3 separate regions of the Mus musculus genome follow, and all the other regions are linked to region 2. The links are chromatin loops, found by intact Hi-C in ENCODE. Cell type or tissue: heart. All regions are shown on one strand.

Region 1 (2,500 bases), 54 kb before region 2:
AAAGTGGGCAGTGGTTCCTGTCCTAAATAGACAAGCGAGCTGGGGGGTGACAGTGGAACACAGTGACGTCGAGGCACAGGGAGAGAAGAAGTGGGCACTGGGATGGAACGCAGTACACATCCCCTCTCTCTGTTCACCTATTTCTTACCAAGGGTCATATCTTTATTAATTTTATTACCTATCTCTCTTATCTCCATTCTTCCCACCGCACACCACCATCTTGGTTTTCTGCTCCCATCCCTTTGTCCCTTTTCTTTGGTTCTTTGTCTCTGACTCTTGAGTTTCTGTCCCTCCCCCTTTCTCGGTTTCTCTGTGTCTTTGGCCCCTCTTTCTGGGCACTATCTCTGGGTGTCTCTCTGTGTCTCTGTCTCTCTCTGTGTCTCTGTCTCTGATTCTCTCTTCTGTGTCCTCTCTGCCCACTTCTTTCTCCTCAGGTCCTCGTCCTCCGACACGGGGAGCCGAAGCAGCGAGCCCCTGCCGCCGCCGCCGCCGCCGCCGCACGTGGAGCTGCGGCGCGTAGGTGCGGTGAAGGCGGCGGGGGGAGCGTCGGGCAGCCGAGCCAAGCGCATCTCGCAGCTGTTTCGGGGCTCAGGGGCCGGCGGCGCCGGGGGTCCTGGCACGCCTGGGGGCGCGCAGCGCTGGGCCAGCGAGAAGAAGCTGCCTGAACTGGCGGCGGGTGTAGCTCCGGAGCCCCCGTTGCCCACGCGTGCCGCGGTGCCCCCGGGAGTGCTCAAGATCTTCGCTTCTGGGCTGGCGTCGGGCGCCAACTACAAGAGCGTGCTGGCTACGGAGCGATCCACCGCGCGCGAGCTGGTGGCGGAGGCGCTGGAGCGCTACGGGCTGACGGGCGGCCGCGGAGCGGGCGACAGCGGCTGCGTGGACGCCTACGCGCTTTGCGACGCTCTGGGCCGGCCCGCGGTCGGCGTGGGCGGAGGCGAGTGGCGTGCCGAGCACCTGCGGGTGTTGGCCGACGCGGAGCGCCCTCTGCTGGTGCAGGACCTGTGGCGCGCCCGTCCGGGCTGGGCGCGGCGCTTTGAGCTGCGCGGCCGCGAGGAGGCTCGACGGCTGGAGCAGGAGGCCTTCGGGGCTGCGGATGCAGACGGTCAGCCAGGGAAGGGCACAGAGACTTGGGGCGGGACTTAGGGGGCAGTAAGATGACTGGACCCTGGGCGGGAGGTGATGGGGACGTGGCTTACAGGGAGAGGAGGCGGGGCCTGCATGATAAAAGGCAGGGACCTGGGTGAGAGGTGATGAGGGAGGGCTCTGGGAGGTTCTGGTGGCAGGGCACACAGAGTGGGAAGACTCTGGACTGGATGTGCTGGAGTGGGGTGTAATTGGAGGGGAGCGGAGCCAGCAGGACAAAACTGGTGGTGCCATTCTGGGGCGGAACTTACAGGCCGGGTCTGATAAGGGCAGTAGGTAGCATGGTTAAGGGGTGTTAACCTACATGATATATCTTTTATTACTTTACCTTTGTGGTATAGCTTATTTTATTTTAACCAAGACAGGGTTGGAGTTCTAGGTGAAGGTTCAGTGGAATAACGTATATAAATGGCATAGCACATACTTAATAGAGAATAGGGAGGGCTAGAGAGTTGGTTCAGCGGTAAAGAGCGCTGGCTTGCTCTTTCACAGGACCCTGGTTCAGTTCCCAGCACCCACATGGCAACTCACAACTGTCCTTAACTCCGCTACTAGGGGATCTGACATCTTCCCGTAGATATAGATGCAGGCTAAACACCAATAACCACTCAAAAGAATGACAATTACTGTCGTCTCTTCTCTCTCAAGGGAAAAAAAAAACGCCTTTCTGAGCACACATTTCGAGCCACACATTTTTTATCTCTGGTGTCCACGGACAGATGAAGTGGAATCTTTTTTCCTCTTTTAGTGGAAAAACATGTTTATTCGTTAAGCCTCTTTCAGTAGGGAACTTTCTGTGAGTCTATGGACTTCTAGAAAACATTGTTAGGAAGAAATTATTGTTTGCATCTCCCCAGCGGCAGTTCTCACTGTTATTGCCTGGGCCAGTCGCTGACACACAGTGATTGCTCCTAAATGCATGTTAAAAGAATGCATTTCTCAGCTGACAACGCCAAGTTGGAGTCAGGCAAAACCAATGTCCAGAGTTAACAGTCTGTGTTCCTCATCTCCCCACAGGCACAAACGCCCCATCTTGGCGGACCCAGAAGAATAGGTCTCGGGCAGCATCTGGCGGGGCAGCTCTGGCCAGTCCTGGTCCAGGATCAGGATCCGGGACCCCCACTGGGTCCGGGGGCAAGGAGCGATCTGAAAATTTGTCTCTGCGTCGAAGCGTGTCTGAGCTGAGTCTACAGGGGCGGAGGCGAAGGCAGCAGGAACGCAGGCAGCAGGCCCTTAGCATGGCCCCAGGGGCAGCTGATGCTCAGATGGTACCAACGGACCCTGGAGACTTCGATCAGTTGACTCAGTGCCTCATTCAGGCACCCAGCAACCGTCCCTACTTCCTTCTGCTCCAGGG
Region 2 (2,500 bases):
TGCTACTGACTGGCTGTGGTGGGCACCATGCAGTGTGGGCCCTCACTGAGGAGACCACGGTTTTAACCTGCAGGCTCTGCCTTGGCACTGCTGGGCTTGTGTGGACTCTGATATGCACAACTCATCTATGCTGGGTAGCTTTTCTCATCAACATGACATAAGTTACCAGGGACCTTTCTGACTGAGAAAACACCTTCATCAGATAGCCTGTAGGGGAGTTATGGGGGCATTTTCCTGATTAATTATTATGGGAGGTCCAACCTCACCATGGGCAGTGTCACCTCTGGGCAGGTGACCCTAGGTTATAGAAGAGCAAACCACAGACAGCAAACCACTAAACAGCACTGCTCCATGGTCTTCGCTTCAGTCCCTGCCTCCAAATTCCTGCCGTGAACTCCTGTTCTGACTTCCATTTATGATGGACTGTAAACTTCAGACTGAAACAAACCCTTTCCTCCCTAGGTTGCTTTTGGTCCTGATGTTTATCACAGCAGCAGAAAAAAGACTAACGCACCACCCTAAGGATAAGGCAAACAACCGCTTCCTCTCTTTATGTATCCAGACTCCAGCTCTCTCAGGGCCCCACAAAGTCTTCAGGTGTCTGCTGCACCATACTGATATCTGCTCTCTCCTGCTTATTCTCTGTCCAAGCCTCAGTATTAGGCAGGCCCCCTCAGCTCCTGTATCCCAGGGCCTTACTTTATTATTAACCATTTCTGGAAGTCAGAACATTCTTGGAGTTTAACTTGGGTTCCCAGAAAGGTCAGGCAGCTCTGACCACAGGACACAGCACAGCACACACACCAAGTCTCACAGAAATACAATGCTCGCCAGCACTACACTGCCTCACTTGCCCGCAAAGCAAACCCATCCTCCCCCACCCCAGCTCCTTCTTTTCTCATTGCAGTCATTTTCTTTCTCCTGGCTCTCTAGCCAACTCGAAGTGGATCGCCCAGCCCAGCCAGAGCACCAGGGAGCAGAGCTGGGCCAGAGAACCTGGGCAGAGAAGAGAAAGGGCTCAAGATGGCTTTGGGAGAGGGAGTGGATCTCGGAACACTTCCTGGTAAAGGCAGCAGCTTTGGGAAGTGCTCTGTTGCTGCCATCTTGAGGTGACGCCCAGCCTTCATCCGGCTATGCCGAGAGCGCCCTCTGGAGGCTGTTCCACAGCAAGGCCTGGAAGACTCAGTGGAGAGGCTGTGCTACCCACCTCCTTTGCCTGAGGCTGCAGACAGAGACCCTCTACTGTGGAGAGCAAACAGGCCTGAGCTCTCCCGAGGCTTGACCCTGTGAGGGTTAGGGTCTCGATACTTGGGGAGCTCCATAGCACCTCTGAATTAAGGACCAGCCACTTCCTGGGTGGGCTTGGCTTCCCCACAGCTGATGCTTTCTGGGGGTCCCCCAGCCAGCTCAGGCACCCAGAGCAAAGTGAGGAGGAGAACTCCCTCTGGAGACAGCGTAGGGACTTACCACGCTAGGCAGGCAGGATCCTGCAGCAGACCCAGACCTTCTCTGGATGTCTGACAGCCATCTGTCCTGCTCCACAGCGAGCCATTCGCAATTGTCTACAGAACAGACCAGCTTCCCGTCTTTCTGTCTAGAAGGTGGCCTGACAGTGCCAAGGCTGGGGCAAACCGGGGAGGACTTGCTGGACCCACAAGTCCCACGTGTCACCCTATGGCTCACACAGCCCTTGCTGGGGACATGGGTCTCAGATGTGGGATCCGTTGGCCTGAGCCTTCTCTTAAAGCTTAGTCCTCCTGCATCTGTGGGTCTTGTAGCTCTCATTTGTCCTTGTCCCTGCTCCTCTAAGATCCCAGCCTCAAGGGTCACCCGGCAGTACAGAGGGATCTCTTACTCCCAGGGCACCAGGTCCCTGAGTCTTGTCCTGGGCCAGTTCTGCACACTGGCAAGACAGTAGCTATGAATGGGGTGGGTGCTCAGGAACAAACCACACATATTCTCATCTTGCTCAGAGAGAAACCACAACACTCAAATGTTCAGACACAACAAGTTGTGGAAGTGTTTCAGGCTAAAAGCCCTGGGGCCTTTATCCACCAGTGGCTGGGGGGAGGGGGGAGCTGCCTTTGGCTTTTGCTACCTTCTTTTCCTCCCCAAGTTCAGCCAGGCTGAAAGTCTTCTCCGCTGCCCTCCTTGCAGGTAGCACTGGCCTCTGGTTTCCCCTACAGCTGATCTGAGGCTGGGAATTTTAGAGCTTGAAAGCAACTGACCTTAACACCGAGTTAACGCACTTGGGGCAGGAGGATGCAGGATGGGGAGGGGCTGGCTGGCTTGGGGTCGGCCAAAAGCAGGGGCTGGCAAGCTAAACTCCAGAGGTGCTGGGGCAAGTGGGAACAGGCCAGGACCCCAATCCCAGAACCCCAAGCTGTAGTCATACCCCTACCTGCTTGGATCCTTCTAGGCCGGCTTGTTTGGGGCCACCAAGCTTCAAGCCTGCTGGGGGCGACAGTGCTCCTGTCCCACGCAGTCTCGGGTGGCATGG
Region 3 (2,500 bases), 130 kb before region 2:
GAGCCTGAATCAAGCCAGAAGAAGTAGCCCTGGTCTTACAAGTCAAAGGAAAAAAAAAAAAAAAAGAAAAAAAGCCGGGTGTAGTGGCGCACGCCTTTAATCCCAGCCCTTGGGAGGCAAAGGCAGGCGGATTTCTGAGTTCCAGGCCAGCCTGGTCTACAAAGTGAGTTCCAAGACAGCCAGGGCTATACAGAGAAACCCTGTCTCGAAAAACCAAACCAAACCAAACCAAAACAAAACAAAAAAAACAAGTCAAAGGGAGCAAGGCTGAAGTCAGTCTGAGGAGGCAGAGCTGGGGTGAGGGTCCCTGAGTCTGAAGGAGGACTGTCAGTTTGGGTACCCTGGGACTGAAAAAGAAGGGCTAGGAAGGAGAGTCCTCAGTTCTCCCAGGTGTGCCTTCCTAGAAACACCCCCTCCCAAGGTCAGCCTTCAGTGACCCAGCCTGTATATCTGGTTCCACCCCACTGCTTCTCTGGACTGTGGAGGTGGGAAGAGGTCCAGAGGGCGTGGGATACAGCTGGGGATGGCTGCAGTAACCCGATATTCTGGGAAGGTGGTGGTGGTGACTGGAGGCAGCCGGGGCATCGGGGCTGCGATCGTGAGAGCCTTCGGTGAGTAAGGGTCTTCCCGCCTGCTGTCTGAATTGTTGTAGGAGAGAAAGGATGACTGACAGAGGTTCCCAGAGTGGGAGGAGGAGACTCAGGTTCATTTCTGTAATGATTTATTTGTTCTTAAATGATTTGTTTATTTTTATTTTCCTCTGCATTGTTGTTGAATCTGGCTGAGAGTATTAGATCCCTTGGAACTGGAGTTACAAACAGTTGTGAGCTGCCATATGGGCACTGGGAAATGAACCTGGGTCCTTTGGAATAGCAGCCAGTGCTCTTAACTGCTGAGCCATCTCTCCAGTCCCTCAGTCCATTTGGATTGTTGGGTCTTTGCTGATAGGTTGGTCATTAAAAACTCTTCCTTGGGCTGGAGAGATGGCTCAGCGGTTAAGAGCACTGACTGCTCTTCTGAAGGTCCTGAGTTCAATTCCCGGCAACCACATGATGGCTCACAACCATCTGTAATGAGATCTGGCATTTCTGGAGTGTCTGAAGACAGCTACAGTGTACTTACATATAATAAATAAATAAATCTTAAAAAAAAAAAAAAGTTCTTCCACTGGCCTGGCAGTGGTGGCATATACCTTTAATCCCAGCACTTGGGAGGCAGAGGCAGGCGAATCTCTTGAATTTTAGGCCAGCCTGATCTACAGAGTGAGCTCAGAACAGCCAGGACCATACAGAGCAACTCTGTCTCAAAAATATAAAAATAAAAAAAAAAATCTTCCCTGGATCGGTTCCTAGCTGCAAATGATAGCTTTGAGAGTATTATTGCCTATCGGTTTGGGATTTTTCTAGAATCCAGGATGGGGGCCAACAGCAGCTTAATGAAAAAGGTTATTTGTTGCAAGATTCTGCTCTTGTAAGAGGACTGAAGCCAGTCACAAGAGCCGCTGGAGTGGCAGGTGCTCTGGGTGGTGGCCAGCAGAGGGCACCAGAGATGGTGAGGAAAGTCTGCAGGGCTTGTAACCTTGTTCTCTTCTTTTGGCAGTGGACAGTGGGGCTCAAGTGGTTTTCTGTGACAAGGATGGTGAGTGATTCAGTGTTCGATTCTCCCTTGCCTCCTCCATCGAAAGGGATCCGCGCCTAGCTCTCCTCCCTTGAACCCAGCTCTGCTTCCTCGGACCCAGGAATTCAAGTCCTGGCTTTCTTCCCTCCCATCCAGGGCTCTTCCCTAGCCCTCTACCCTCAGACTCTGGTGTCCAAGCCTCAGCTCTCCTTCCTCAGACCCAAAATCTTTCTCCTGCAGAGGCTGGGGGCCGGGCTCTGGAGCAGGAACTCTCGGGCACTGTTTTTATCCCCGGTGACGTGACACAGGAAAGAGATTTGCAGGTGAGTGTTTTCTGTCCCACACCTGGTCTCCAGTCCCTCTTTCCAGCTACCCATGCCCAGGACAGCTCAGTCCCTCTGCCCTGCTCTCCCTCCCATCTTTAGGAATGAACAAAACACTTGCTTCCTGTATCAAATTTCTGACTTCCCTGCACTCAGAATCTGTTATGTGCCTCCAGGTTTAGCCCCAGTCTGGGCCTCTGTCTCTCTGTCTGTGTATCTCAGCTCCCCACCACCCTCAGGGTCTGTAGACCCTCCTTCTGAGGCTCTGCCTTATACACACACCCCTCTCCAAAGTTTTCTAAGGTGGTGTGCTGATAAGTGTTATATCAACTCTACCCAAGCTACAGTCATTTGGGAAGAGGAAATCTCACTAGAAAATGGCCCCACCAAATTGGCATGTGGGCAAACCTGCTGTTCATTTTCTTTTTTCTTTTTTCCCAAGATAGGGTTTCTCTGTGTAGCCCTGGCTGTCCTGGAACTCATTCTGTAGATCAGGCTGGCCTTGAACTCAGAAATCCGCCTGCCTCTGCCTCCCAAGTGCTGGGATTAAAGGCATGTGC

What was found. Hi-C counts contacts between places; a loop is a spot of excess contacts. Peaks named below come from ENCODE experiments on the same cell type or tissue, not always from the same donor. Only the 100,000 strongest peaks of a DNase experiment are listed, where the experiment ranks them.
Region 1: it touches region 2 in a loop (4-fold over the local background); 13 of 42 quality-filtered maps call a loop at or near these places.
Region 3: it touches region 2 in a loop (2.8-fold over the local background); 3 of 42 quality-filtered maps call a loop at or near these places.

The regions. Positions count from the first base shown.
Region 1 is chr7:45,627,980-45,630,479 of GRCm38, forward strand. It overlaps Rasip1 (Ras interacting protein 1), which reads left to right. Exons shown (of 12, transcript NM_028544.1): 3 at 435-1,102; 4 at 2,161-2,500. Among named protein-coding and RNA genes, the nearest start is that of Rasip1, 1.7 kb to the left of the region's middle. In heart, no CTCF peak of the experiment used is centred here; DNase peaks (open chromatin) are centred at 1,082 and 2,302; H3K4me3 peaks cover 1,994 bases; H3K27ac peaks cover 1,312 bases; H3K27me3 peaks cover 688 bases.
Region 2 is chr7:45,681,779-45,684,278 of GRCm38, forward strand. It overlaps Sec1 (secretory blood group 1), which reads right to left. Exons shown (of 4, transcript NM_001271578.1): 3 at 2,402-2,500. The coding sequence starts at 2,498. It overlaps Ntn5 (netrin 5), which reads left to right and starts at 2,244. Exons shown (of 7, transcript NM_001358870.1): 1 at 2,244-2,500. In heart, a CTCF peak has its summit at 1,151 (motif pointing left); a DNase peak (open chromatin) is centred at 1,143; H3K4me3 peaks cover 591 bases; H3K27ac peaks cover 2,072 bases; H3K27me3 peaks cover 899 bases.
Region 3 is chr7:45,554,456-45,556,955 of GRCm38, forward strand. Hsd17b14 (hydroxysteroid (17-beta) dehydrogenase 14) reads left to right here and starts at 473. Exons shown (of 9, transcript NM_025330.3): 1 at 473-611; 2 at 1,600-1,638; 3 at 1,858-1,940. The coding sequence starts at 524. In heart, a CTCF peak has its summit at 1,523 (motif pointing right); a DNase peak (open chromatin) is centred at 1,536; H3K27ac peaks cover 379 bases; H3K27me3 peaks cover 297 bases.